4 separate regions of the Homo sapiens genome follow, and all the other regions are linked to region 1. A link is a contact called in ENCODE Hi-C data. All regions are on one chromosome and are shown on one strand. The core of a region is the stretch at or near the end of the contact, and the rest is flanking DNA. Distances in the headings are between cores, read along the strand shown.

Region 1 (2,700 bases), core at 153-2,652:
GGGGCCCGGGCCGGGAGGAGGGACGCGAGGGACACGGGCGCCCCGGACTTGGGCCGGTCCTGCGCGCAGACTGAGCCTCCGCCAGCGCTGTGGGCCCCTTAGCGCGGACCCGCGGCAGGGAGGGGAAAAGGGGAGGGGGAAGAGAAGTAGGAGGAGAGGATGGGGCGGAGGAGAGGCGGGGGGCGGGGGAGGGCAAGCGGGGGGCGCCGCTACCCTTTCATCCCACCTCCCAAAGGCACTCCCGCGCGCACTCACACGCCGACTCACATCCATAACCGCGACAGCGACGCGACCCCCGGGGGGTATCTGCCCCCTCTCCGCCCCCGCCACTGCCGCCACTCGGATAAGTCTCCTCTCTGGGCCCCCCGCCAACCCGGTCACCGCGCTGGGGAGGGGGCTCCGGCGCAGGGCGCGCAAGGCTGCCCGGCCAAGCCCCCCGGAACGCTGGGCGCCGGGTCCGCCGCTCCCCTCCGCGCCGGCCCCTAGCGCGCCCCGAAATAGCCGGCCTGCCAACTTCAAAGGGCCGCCCCGCACATCAAAGCGCGCGGTCCGCCCGGCCGCCTCGGCCTCGGCACTCACCATTGATCCCCGCGCGCGCTCGGCGGCGAGACCTCGCAGGCGCCCCTGGCAGGGGCCCGGCCCCGGCCCCCGGCTCGGCTCGCGGCGGCAGCCCCGGGCCCCCCCGGGCCGGCCGCGGCGTCGGGGAACATGGGGAGTCGTGCGGCGGGGGAGGGGGTGCGGGAAACAACAATCCCGGGTTCAGAGCGAAAGCCACCGGCCGGGGAGGGGGAACGGCGCGCCCCGCCGCCCCTTTTATGCAAAAGATCCGAGCGGGCCTCCGCCCCCGCCCGGCCCGGCTTTCAACGCAGGTCCTGTTTCCAGCAGTCACTCGGCGCACCAAATGTCCTCCGGGCGCTTCCAACAAAAACTGCGCTGTGGATTTAACTGTGCACTTCAAAGGCGCGAGCCGAGCGCACGGTCCTGAAAGGGAGGTACGCGCCGGCCGCGCCCCGGGCCGCCCCCCGCAGCCCCGCCACCGCTCCGCAGGGCCGCCCCGCCCGCGCCCCCCTCCAGGCCCGGCCTCCGCCTGGCCGGGCCCCCTCCCGCCCCCCGCGCCCACGCCGCGGCTCGGCGCGACCTCGCCCCCTGTAAGAGGGGGGCTTTCTTTGAAGCGGCTCCGCTGGGGCCGAGCTTCCACCCCCACCTTTTACAGCAGGGCCTTCGGCGGGCGCCTCGGCCGCCGGGCGGCCCCGAAATCCATCGCTCTGAGGGGTTATTTTTATTTCCCGGCTCTCGGGCTGTTACTGAGTTGCCAGGACCTTATCAAAGCGCAGCCGGCTCCAGCCGACTCCCCCGGGCCAGGCTCGCGGAGCCAGTGATCCCGCCGCGCCAATCACAGCCGCGCTCGGCCGGCCCGCGCCGCCCGCCTTAAAGGGACAGCGCCCCGCGCCCGCCCCGCCCCGCCCCGGCCCGCCCCCGCCGCACGCTCCGCTCCCGCGTTAACCCTTCCCCGGCCTCTCCTCCGCCCCCTGCCAGCCCCCCGCGGCCCCGAGGGCATTCTCAGCCCGAGTTCTGATTTCTTCTTTTAAGTTCTCCGGCCTCTTTGCTCCCGCCTCCTCCCCCTGCCTGCCCTCGCTCTCCCCGGCTCTGGAATGCAACAGTTTCTGGTAGCATTATGGCCATCGCAAGAACTGCAAGCAAGCAGATTTTTTTTTTTCTATCATCAAACGCTTTTCTACCTCTATTCAAGTTTCCCTGGGAATTTGGGCTTGGAGGACTTTATAAAGGGAGTTCCGGCCCTGGGGTTGGCTGGCCCGCTGTCATAGGGCGGACTCGGGCCCAGCCGCTGGAGGCGTGTGCATGCCTGTGCGCGCTTGTGCACGTGCATCTGAGTTCGGGTAAATATAGGACTGCAGTTGGTGGATGAATTGCGTTTGTGCATGTGTGAAAGTGGGGTGTGAATCCGCCAGTATAGGCCTGAGTGCTAACACCAGTTAGGAGGCATACCTCAGTGCCCTGAAGACCTAGGTCCAGCTTCCTAACCTGCTGGCCATAAGACCCTCGTAGCGGCACACATTGGCCATCTCTCCCAAACAACTGCATACCCGTTACTCTTCCAAAGTCCCCTCTTCTGCCATATGTTACATATTAAACCGATAGGAATATCTTTTTTCCCACTCCAAACGACAAGGCATGCATGCCGTTTTAATGTATCGAAAACTCCTCACCCCATTGTCACCTTTGAATTTCTCCCACATTTGCCCAAAAACGTTTATAAGGCACACACAACCTTCTCTTCTCCGTTAAAATGAGAAAATATGTCACAAACCCAGAGCATTGTGTATTTATTCTGCTGCTGCTATAGAATGATTCCTTATGTTATGAGCGAATAATTAACTTTTCTTCCTTTTAAAAAACAAAGGGCCGGGGACGGTGGCTCATGCCTGTAATCCCAGCATTTTGGGAGGCCCATGCTGGAGGATCATCTGAGGTCAGGAGTTCGAGACCAGCCTGCCTAATATGGCGAAACCCCGTCTCTACTAAAAATACAAAAATCAGCCGGGTGTGGTGGCACGTGCCTGTAGTCCCAGCTACTCGGGAGGCTGAGGCAGGAGAATCGCTTGAACCTAGGAGACGGGGGTGGGGGGGTTGCAGTGAGCCAAGATGGCACCACTGCACGCCAGGCTGGGTGACAAAGCG
Region 2 (2,700 bases), core at 137-2,636, 1.1 Mb after region 1:
TTGCACAGCATAAATAGAACAAGAAAAAAAGTATCAGAAATTTCAATGAATATTTATGCATGAAGATGATCAGTTGCTATGTTATTTGTAAAGGTGAAAAATGATAAACTTTGTAGATGCCCCCAAACAGGGAATTGATTAAATAAATTCTGATTAGCCATAAAATGAGATGTTAGACATTTAAAATGTTTTCAAAGCATACTTTGTTATAAAGGCAGGTTCTAAAACTTTATTCCTAGTGTGATGTGAATTCTATAAAAATAAATATTTCAATGTAGATAGATGTGGAAGATACTGGCCATAAACATGCTAATGTGCCAATGTTGGTTCTCCCATGCAGAAGTATAGTTGTTTTAGTTTTCTTCTTTATATTTTTATGTCTTTAAATTTCTTGTATGATGGGTGCACCCGTTACTCCTATAATAAGAAAAAAATTTTCTTAAATATCTTCCTACGTTGTTTATGCAGAATCGTTTCAGTCTCTCATAACCTGGGAAATATTTCTCTCACAACTAGGTTTCATTTTCTTTTGAAACATCAGAATTATAGAACTTTAATGTAAAATTTTATGTCCCACTAATTGTAAAAGGGAAAGTAATGAAATATTTATGATCTTTTTCCAAGGACTAAACATTGTTGTTTCTCATCTTATACCACAGTCCTCCGAATTCTCTTATGTAAGTTTTGTTCCAGTAGAATTTTGGTTGATGAGTTGCCAACCTGTGTTTTCTGGTACGTGAATGGGACAGAAATTCACTCTTATCACCAAGCAGCCAGCCTCACCAGCAAAATAGAATATTCACTAAATAGGTTCCAAATAAGAAAATGGTTAATGTCCCTCAGTCCAGGTTTGTGTACAGGGCCATATGAAGCTGTGAGGCGATGTCTGATCAGGTGTATTTTTAGTGTATCTCATTATTCTTGCCTTTGTCTCTGGTAATAAGGAAACAAATATCACAAAATTTAGGGGTCATTATTTCTAAACATGAAAGAGATCACATCAGAAATTCTGCAACATTCATAAACACAGACGGTGTCAGCAGACTTGATACAGCATAAATAGAACAAATGCAGTGAACTAGACAGCACCCAGACCCAGTTTGTACACAGAATCTCAGTCTATAATTACCCAGTCAAAAATTGTTCATCGTGGTTGATGACACCTGTGCATTTTATTTCCTGAAATCTAGAGAAGTTCCACGTGATCACTATTTAACCAAGAGCAAAAGTCCCTTTCTGACCCATTTTTCCTGTAAGTGGAGATACATCCTGTGCTCTTTTGTCTTTGTGGGTACAGAGATTCTTTCTTCAAAGCATTTAACATTTTCAAAAAAGTGTGCCACTCCTTTTGGCCTGGCTTTCTTCGCCCGTGAAAAGGCCTGGGTGGTTTTTCCTTGTCCAAGAGTCCCTCCAAATGGACGCTTTATGTACTGCAACCAAGAGCTGAGAAGTTTCCAAGCTTTCCTGTCTGTGTTAGCATTCCGGTCATTCAGCAGGAATCCAATGAGCGCAGATTTTATCTTGTCTGTCCTGTGTTGCCCTGGGGGAGTGATCCCTGGGGATGCGAGGGGGTGTGGCCCTTGCCCTCAAGGTGCTGTCAGTCTGTAGACATGGAACACCTTTGGGCTGGGCTAGGCTGGCAGGAGAGTGGAAGGGCAGAGGAAATGGGTCTTGTGCAAGGCTAAGGGCTGACAGCACTGAGATGGATGGAGGAGTGTCCCCAGCGATGGGGCAGTGTGGACCCAGAAGCACAGAGCAAGGTGGGCACAGAGATACACGTGTTCAGCAGTTACTCAGTTCACGCATGGTGCTGTGCTGGGCAGTAGGGGTTCAAAATAACTAAAAGAGACTAACCTTGTTGGTGTGGAGTGGTTCTTTTGGGTTATATAAATACTAAATGTGATAGGTTGCATGCAGTTAAATATTTAGCATATAGAACCAACCCATCAGAACCAATGCCAGCTCCTAAGTCATACCAGCATCTGCTAGGGGAATGTGGGCCAGAAGACGGAGCGTCACTGACATTTAGATAGAGGTGTTCAAGTAAATGGTAGGAAACAGATTAGAGGCCTGTTTTCCATGTTGGGAGCCTAAAAGATACAGTAACCAAGTGCCACTCAAGCTGTGGTAGAGAATATCTCAGTTCTAACTTGTTAATGGGAGAAGAATATGATTTTGTTGTTGCTTCTGGCCAAATGATTCCAGTGAATCAGTCTGATGAGTGGCAGTGCCTGGGCTGCCACCCACAACCAACTCTCACCTGTCCTGTCGACTCTTCATTGTTCATGCTTGAGAAATCAGTTACCTCCTTATGCCATGGAGGGCCTGACTGCAGTGCACGCCCACCAATGGGAAGTCGTGCCCACACCAGTGGCAAGATATGCCACCACCATCATGGACCAACCACCCAACGCCTCCTATCCAAAGGCAGATCCCAGCAAGCACTTGCTCTCTGTTGCCGGGACTTCTCCCAGCTCCAAAACTGCCTTAGTCTGATCTATTAATATATCTTTTTAACTGGGTGGCTCATAAACAACAGAAGTTTACTTCTCACAGTTATGGAGGCTGGAGACTCCAAGTTCAGGGCACAGGAAGACTCAGTGGCTAGAGAGGGCCCATTTGCCGACAGCCCCACATCCTCACACGGTGGAAGGGCAAACCAGCTCCCTTGGGCTTCTCTTATAAGGGCACTGATCCTCT
Region 3 (2,700 bases), core at 1-2,500, 1.1 Mb before region 1:
ACTTAGGTCATGTAAACAGCCTGGGATTTATCATGTCGGAAGCCGGGGATTTATCATGTCGGAAACTTGTCACCCACATGCCAGAATTTGGGATTCTGGCACACACCACTTCTTGTGGTTACTGTAATCTTCCCCACCAGCCTAGCAATTCACTATCAGCAATAACAAGGCTACATGAACCGAAGAGCATCACGACGATGTTACTCATATGGCCGTTTTGGAACCAAACAGCTTTAGTGGTAAGAACCTAAACAGTACAGTCAGCGATAACAGAACAAGGGTTTTCTCAGAAACACTTCTGCTAGCAAACCCAGCTGGGGGAACGCCGCGGTAGAGCTCCGGATCAACGAATCAAAATTATATAACGCAGGAAAAAAGAAAAGGAGGAGCCGGCGACTACCGGGGGAGGAGTCCCGGCCCGGGCGGAGTCGGCCGGGCGGCGTTCCCGCTGGGGCGGCGCTTCCCCCTTTGTCTCGCATTTCTCTCTGCGCCACATTTTCTCGACGCTGCCATTTTGAGCTCCTCCGCCGGGCGGGGTAACAAAGGCGCCGCCGCCATGTCCGAGGCCGGCATTTTGTACTCGCGACTCAGCCACATGGCTGATGCCGGCCGCCCTCCTACCCCAACAGCACCAGGGCTTTGGAAGTGGTCCCCTCGCTCCCACAGAATGCCCGGCCACCCCAAAAACACCTCCCGAAACGCCGCACCTAACAGATGTTCCTTCGTCTGCCTCGAAGCGTCCCGCTTTCATCCGCACAATACGCTCCCTCTCAACTCCCTCAACAGCTACCAAATGGCAGCCGCCCCGACAGCTCCCCAATCCCCACACAAAAAGCAAGCTTGAAGACACTACACCGTCAAATCTCTTCCAATCACTGTGACGTGAATATCAAAATGGCGCAAGCCTTCGGGAAAGGAAGTCCCAAGATAGCCCGGAAAGGCCAAGTCCAAGCCGCAAAGCCCCCGCCGGCCGCCACCCTGACCCGCCCTCCCATCCCCCCACCCGCCAGGCCTGACAGCTCGGCTCCCAAACTCACCCTCGGTCCCGGCCGCGGTCTCGGTCACTCGAATAACCCGACATGGCGTCAATGGTTGCGGTTGGCGGGGAACGAAGTATATAGAAAAGCGTGCGACAAGTCGCTGGAAATGGCCTCGATGACGGCGAAGCCTTGCGGGGGCGGCAGCGGAGGAAGGACACCGATGACACCAGCCGAAGCTGCACTACTAGAGACCGGTAGAAATGAATGAGGTGCCGGCCGCTTTCCGGCAGCCGCTTTTATAGTCTGGACCGCCTCCTACGCCGCAGGGAACGCTGGGAGCCGCTCTATGACCTAATCGCCCCGCCCCTCGCGCATAGGCCGCAACGCCCGCTGGCGTTCCAGGATCGCCGCGCTTTCACCCCTCCCCGCGCCACTCTCTCAGGTCAGGGCCCACCCACCATTGGAATGCCTCATTCTGCACTCTCTTGACCTCACCTTCTTCTGGTCTTTCCACACCTCAAGCAAGCCACCCCGCCCTTTCCCAAGCCCAGCCCCGCCCACCCTCGCCACTCGGAGATGTTTACGTCTCCAAAGAGCCCTCACGTCTGTAACCAAAAGAGGGGGAAGGCGGGGCCTGGCGTTGTCACGTGGCTGTACCACCCCGGACCACCGAGAGAGCGGTCCGCACTACTTTCCCGTTGACGTCGGCGGAGGGATACAAAACGAAATAGCTCACCGGAAGTGCGCTGCTCGCACCCCGGGACCCGCCCGGGCTGCCGGCTGATGTGGACCGTCCGACCCGCGTGTCTGATAATCCTTTGACGGGTTTTGGTCGGCGGAGAATGGTCTCTAAACTTCCCAAACCGCCCCCGTTTCACGTCCTGTGAAAGGAAGTGCTCCTCTGATGACCAATCAGCGGCGAGAAGCTCTTTTAACGTCCGTCCTTCTTTCACGCCTCCTTCCCCGCGCTTTGGTTCGTGCGTCCGCGCCCCAGTGTCGGGTCTGCGTGGATCGGTCCTTCCAGGACACCGTCGCCTTCCCGGCCGCGTCGGAGTCCGGCGGCGACCTGCCTCTGAAACATGGCAGGCTCGGATGCTGGTGAGTGTCTCCCTGGGGTCCCAGTATGTGTGGACTGAAACCGTCCACCTCCAGGGAGGCCTCGGGCTAGCCCGGACTGGGTCTGGGCTGTCGGCGGGGCTCGTGACCTTCAGACGCCGCGTCGCGCTGGCGGGTTCCCTGGATAGGGTCTCTCAGCTTCACCACCTCTTCGCTTCGAGGCCGTGGAACAGCAGTATGCTGTGGGAGAGAGAGAGGCACTGGGGCGAGGCCGGTAGGACACTTGGGTCCTGGCTGTAAAAAGAGCGGTCAGAAGGGTCGTCCCCGGACTTGTCTTTCTGTGGGGCGTCTAGCCGCTGTCCGTGTGCCCTCCGCCCTTGCACTATGGGCCCTGAGGTCGTACCTGCTTTTGTATTGGTCTTTAAAGGAACAGCATTCTTAAGATTTATTATGCCCCTGCAGAATAGTAGAATATGCCCCTGTAGAATAGTTGTGCTTTTTTCTCTTCAGTGCCCTCTAGAGTCATGGGCTTTGTCTAGCACCGCTTTTGAAGAGCGAATTAATTTGGTTGTCTAGGACGCTTTCATCCTTTTCACAAGGACTGCGTACAAACCAGTTGTCATGGTTTGGCCAGCTGTGAGAAATGGGCGTGGGGAGGGGGATT
Region 4 (2,700 bases), core at 196-2,695, 1.3 Mb before region 1:
ATTTTTGGGGAGAATCTGAAAGAATATTGTTTATGGGCTAGGTAAGAGCTAACAGAAATGGCAGTTTCATTCTTCCAATATGAGACAAGCGTCTCTGTGTGACCCAGCCCTAAAACTCACAAACCTAGACTCCTCAAACTCCCCATACTCCAGAGTTCAAGGATAACCTGCCCTCCATTTTTCCTTATTGTTTTCCATATAAAAGTCACTCGTTGTTTCCCCTCCAGCTTACACCTGGCTCCTGAAATGACTCCTCTGAATCCTCTGAGAATCCTCAAAACATGTAAAAGCCTCATTCCTTTTAATGCATGTGCAGAGCGGTGATGGTGTGAAGACGCTGGCACTTCAAACGTGAACGTGGCACGAGCCCTGCCCTCAAGGAGCCCACAATTTTCCCTCAACTCTAAAAAAGGATGTCCTCCCTGGACAGTGTCTGTAAAACACAGTGACAAAGTACTTCATAGCTCTGGAGAAAGAGCGAGGGTGGAAACAGACTTTGCCCTTACATTTGACGCCCAGTAACCATAACAACCGATGGTTTAAGTAACTATCAACCCACTGAGGGGCTAAGTTTTCCAAAAATCGTTTTCAAAAGGGGAAGACTCCCCTGCACCAACTCCCATGGCAGCCGTACGCTCTAGGCAGCGTGTGGTGCAATGTGGCCAGCCGTTCCCCGCCTTCTCCGGTTCCACCGTATGGTTTCCGTGCTCAGCAGCCAGCAGCGACGGCGTCCACGGCCACACCGCCTCCCCGCAAGGCACCTGGCGCTAGGCCTCAGCCCAATGTCACTTGTTAACCTTCCGATCCCCCGGATTTCGGCACGCCGCCGCCTCCCTGCTAAAGCACACAAACCACCCCACCGCCACCCGCGTTCTCCAGGAGTTGGAGAAAAACCACCGGGGCGCATACAACCTCTGACAGATTCGAGTAAAAGTAACTGCGGTTCTCGACTTTCAAGCATTTCGCGTCGCCGGTGAGGGGGGCGGCAGGAACCCGGGGCCCCATTCATAAAATTGCAAGCCGTTTTCCTCTAGTTTGCGCGTGACGGTGCCTCCCTGCCCGGGGCCGGGGACCGCAGGCTGAGGGGACGGGGCCGGCAGCTCCTCCCGCCGGAGTCGAGCCCGAGCCATCCGGCGGGGCCCCGAAGGAAGGGATTGCCCGGGGGTGTCGCGGGTGGGCGTCCCCTTCAATACCTGAACCATGACAGCGGGGTGGGGGGCCGAGCCCCGCCACGCCAAGGGCCGCCGGACCCGACCGGTACTTTGAAGCCCGCGGGGTCGATCCGCGCCCAGCCCGGGCCTTATCCGCGGGGCGCTCCCTCCACCGCCCCCGCCTGGCCCTGAGACTGCTCACCCAAGATCCGCTGGCTGCCTCATTGTACTATGCCGGCGCCCGTGCTCCCGGCCGCGCGACTCCGGCTTCGGCTGGGGCACCGGCCGCGGTCCTGCTGCCCTGCCGCCCGCCCGCCCCCGGGCACACGCCGCCCCGCCCCGCCGGCGGACCCGCCCCGCGCCCGCGGCCGCCGCCGCCAACCAGAGGGCGCGGGGGCGGAGCAAACGGCACGCCAGGCCCAACCAATCCAGTTCTACCGCGCGCCGAGGTGAGGCCGCGGAAATGGGGGAGCGATTTGTCAGGTCTGTTAAAGGGGCCACCGCCCTTGGAGCTAGGGAGAGGAGTGGTGGGGAGGGTTACCTGGAAGAGCCCCAGGTGAGGGGGACAAAAGCTTCACTCTCCCAACGGGGCTGCACACTGTCCCCAGCTCTTTGCACTTCTTAATTTCCTCTTCCTGCAGTCTAGCAGCAACAAGTGCCCTTGAGACGAGGGCTGGGGGTTGAGGTGGGGTGACTGAGGCGCGGAGAACCAGGGGTATCCCCCTGGGCAAATTCACTCGATTTGCATTTTAGAGGGCCATCAGACGTATCTATCCCCATCCAACTGCAGACATTGATTTAAAAAGGCAAATTCCCAGTTTCCCGCATTATGTACTTCCCCCACCTGACTACCACACTACCACATCCTATCCTGAACTAACTCTGTTACTAGTTTTTTTGTTTGAGACGGAGTCTCGCTCTGTCGCCAGGCTGGAGTGCAGTGCCGTCATCTGGGCTCACTGCAACCTCCGCCTCCTGGGTTAAAGCGATTCTCCTGCCTCAGCCTTCCGAGTAGCTGGGATTACAGGCGCGTGCCACCATGCCCAGCTAATTTTTGTATTTTTAGTAGAGACGGGGTTTCACCATGTTGGCCAGGATGGTCTCGGTCTCTTGACCTCGTGATCCGCCGGACCCAGCCTCCCAAAGTACTGGGATTACAGGCGTGAGCCACCGCGCCTGGCCACGAGTTCTTAGAGCTTAGAACTTATATAGTATTAACTACTCATTTTTAGAGAGGCAATATCTGAGGCTCAGAGAGGTAAAGTGACTTCTCGAGGTAAATTCTCACTTAGAATGAGCTTCCTGGGATGGCAATGCCCATTGTGCATTTATCTTCTGCGAACCTGGGTTGGCTGGCAGAAGCACTGGCACATAGGGAGAGTTCCCCCTTCCCCCGTAGTCCTTGCCCCTCTGCACTTCCCACCCACCACAAGAAAGGACCAAGACAACAAACAGATGTGTCAGTGTGTCTCCTGCATTAGTGGGTCCCAAATGTCAGATCTTCAACGTCAGATCATCCTGGAGGGTTTTAACATGAAGATCTCTAAGT

The links. Hi-C counts contacts between places; a loop is a spot of excess contacts on that map. Pooled maps may share reads with other maps.
Region 2: a loop to region 1 is called in a map of prostate gland, with 3 times the contacts of the local background. The contact joins the enhancer-like site here to the promoter of AXIN2 in region 1. A Hi-C loop is called at or near these places in 3 of 168 maps with a recorded cell type or tissue (HCT116, gastrocnemius medialis and prostate gland) and 6 of 50 pooled maps.
Region 3: a loop to region 1 is called in a map of gastrocnemius medialis, with 10 times the contacts of the local background. The contact joins the promoter of DDX5 here to the promoter of AXIN2 in region 1. A Hi-C loop is called at or near these places in 2 of 168 maps with a recorded cell type or tissue (gastrocnemius medialis and naive thymus-derived CD4-positive, alpha-beta T cell) and 10 of 50 pooled maps.
Region 4: a map of CD4-positive, alpha-beta T cell shows a loop between it and region 1 (14-fold over the local background). The contact joins the promoter of TEX2 here to the promoter of AXIN2 in region 1. A Hi-C loop is called at or near these places in 2 of 168 maps with a recorded cell type or tissue (CD4-positive, alpha-beta T cell and CD8-positive, alpha-beta T cell) and 6 of 50 pooled maps.

The regions. Positions count from the first base shown.
Region 1 is chr17:65,560,246-65,562,945 of GRCh38, forward strand. AXIN2 (axin 2) reads right to left here and starts at 1,403. Exons shown (of 11, transcript NM_004655.4): 1 at 1,205-1,403. RefSeq lists a silencer at 1,417-1,566.
Region 2 is chr17:66,672,590-66,675,289 of GRCh38, forward strand. All of the region lies in intron 5 of PRKCA (protein kinase C alpha), which reads left to right. Among named protein-coding and RNA genes, the nearest start is that of MIR634, 110 kb to the right of the region's middle. Within about 2 kb of position 1,387, at least 9 of the 41 ENCODE cell types and tissues checked have a DNase peak (open chromatin) inside an H3K27ac peak, as active enhancers do; they include prostate gland, where a contact is called at or near this core.
Region 3 is chr17:64,505,039-64,507,738 of GRCh38, forward strand. It overlaps DDX5 (DEAD-box helicase 5), which reads right to left and starts at 1,251. Exons shown (of 13, transcript NM_004396.5): 1 at 1,038-1,251. The coding sequence starts at 1,081. CEP95 (centrosomal protein 95) reads left to right here and starts at 1,939. Exons shown (of 20, transcript NM_138363.3): 1 at 1,939-2,078. The coding sequence starts at 2,060. RefSeq lists a silencer at 342-411 and enhancers at 502-711, 772-901, 1,602-1,841, 2,042-2,131, 2,113-2,700 and 1 more.
Region 4 is chr17:64,261,815-64,264,514 of GRCh38, forward strand. TEX2 (testis expressed 2) reads right to left here and starts at 1,446. Exons shown (of 12, transcript NM_001288732.2): 1 at 1,354-1,446. RefSeq lists a silencer at 1,034-1,643.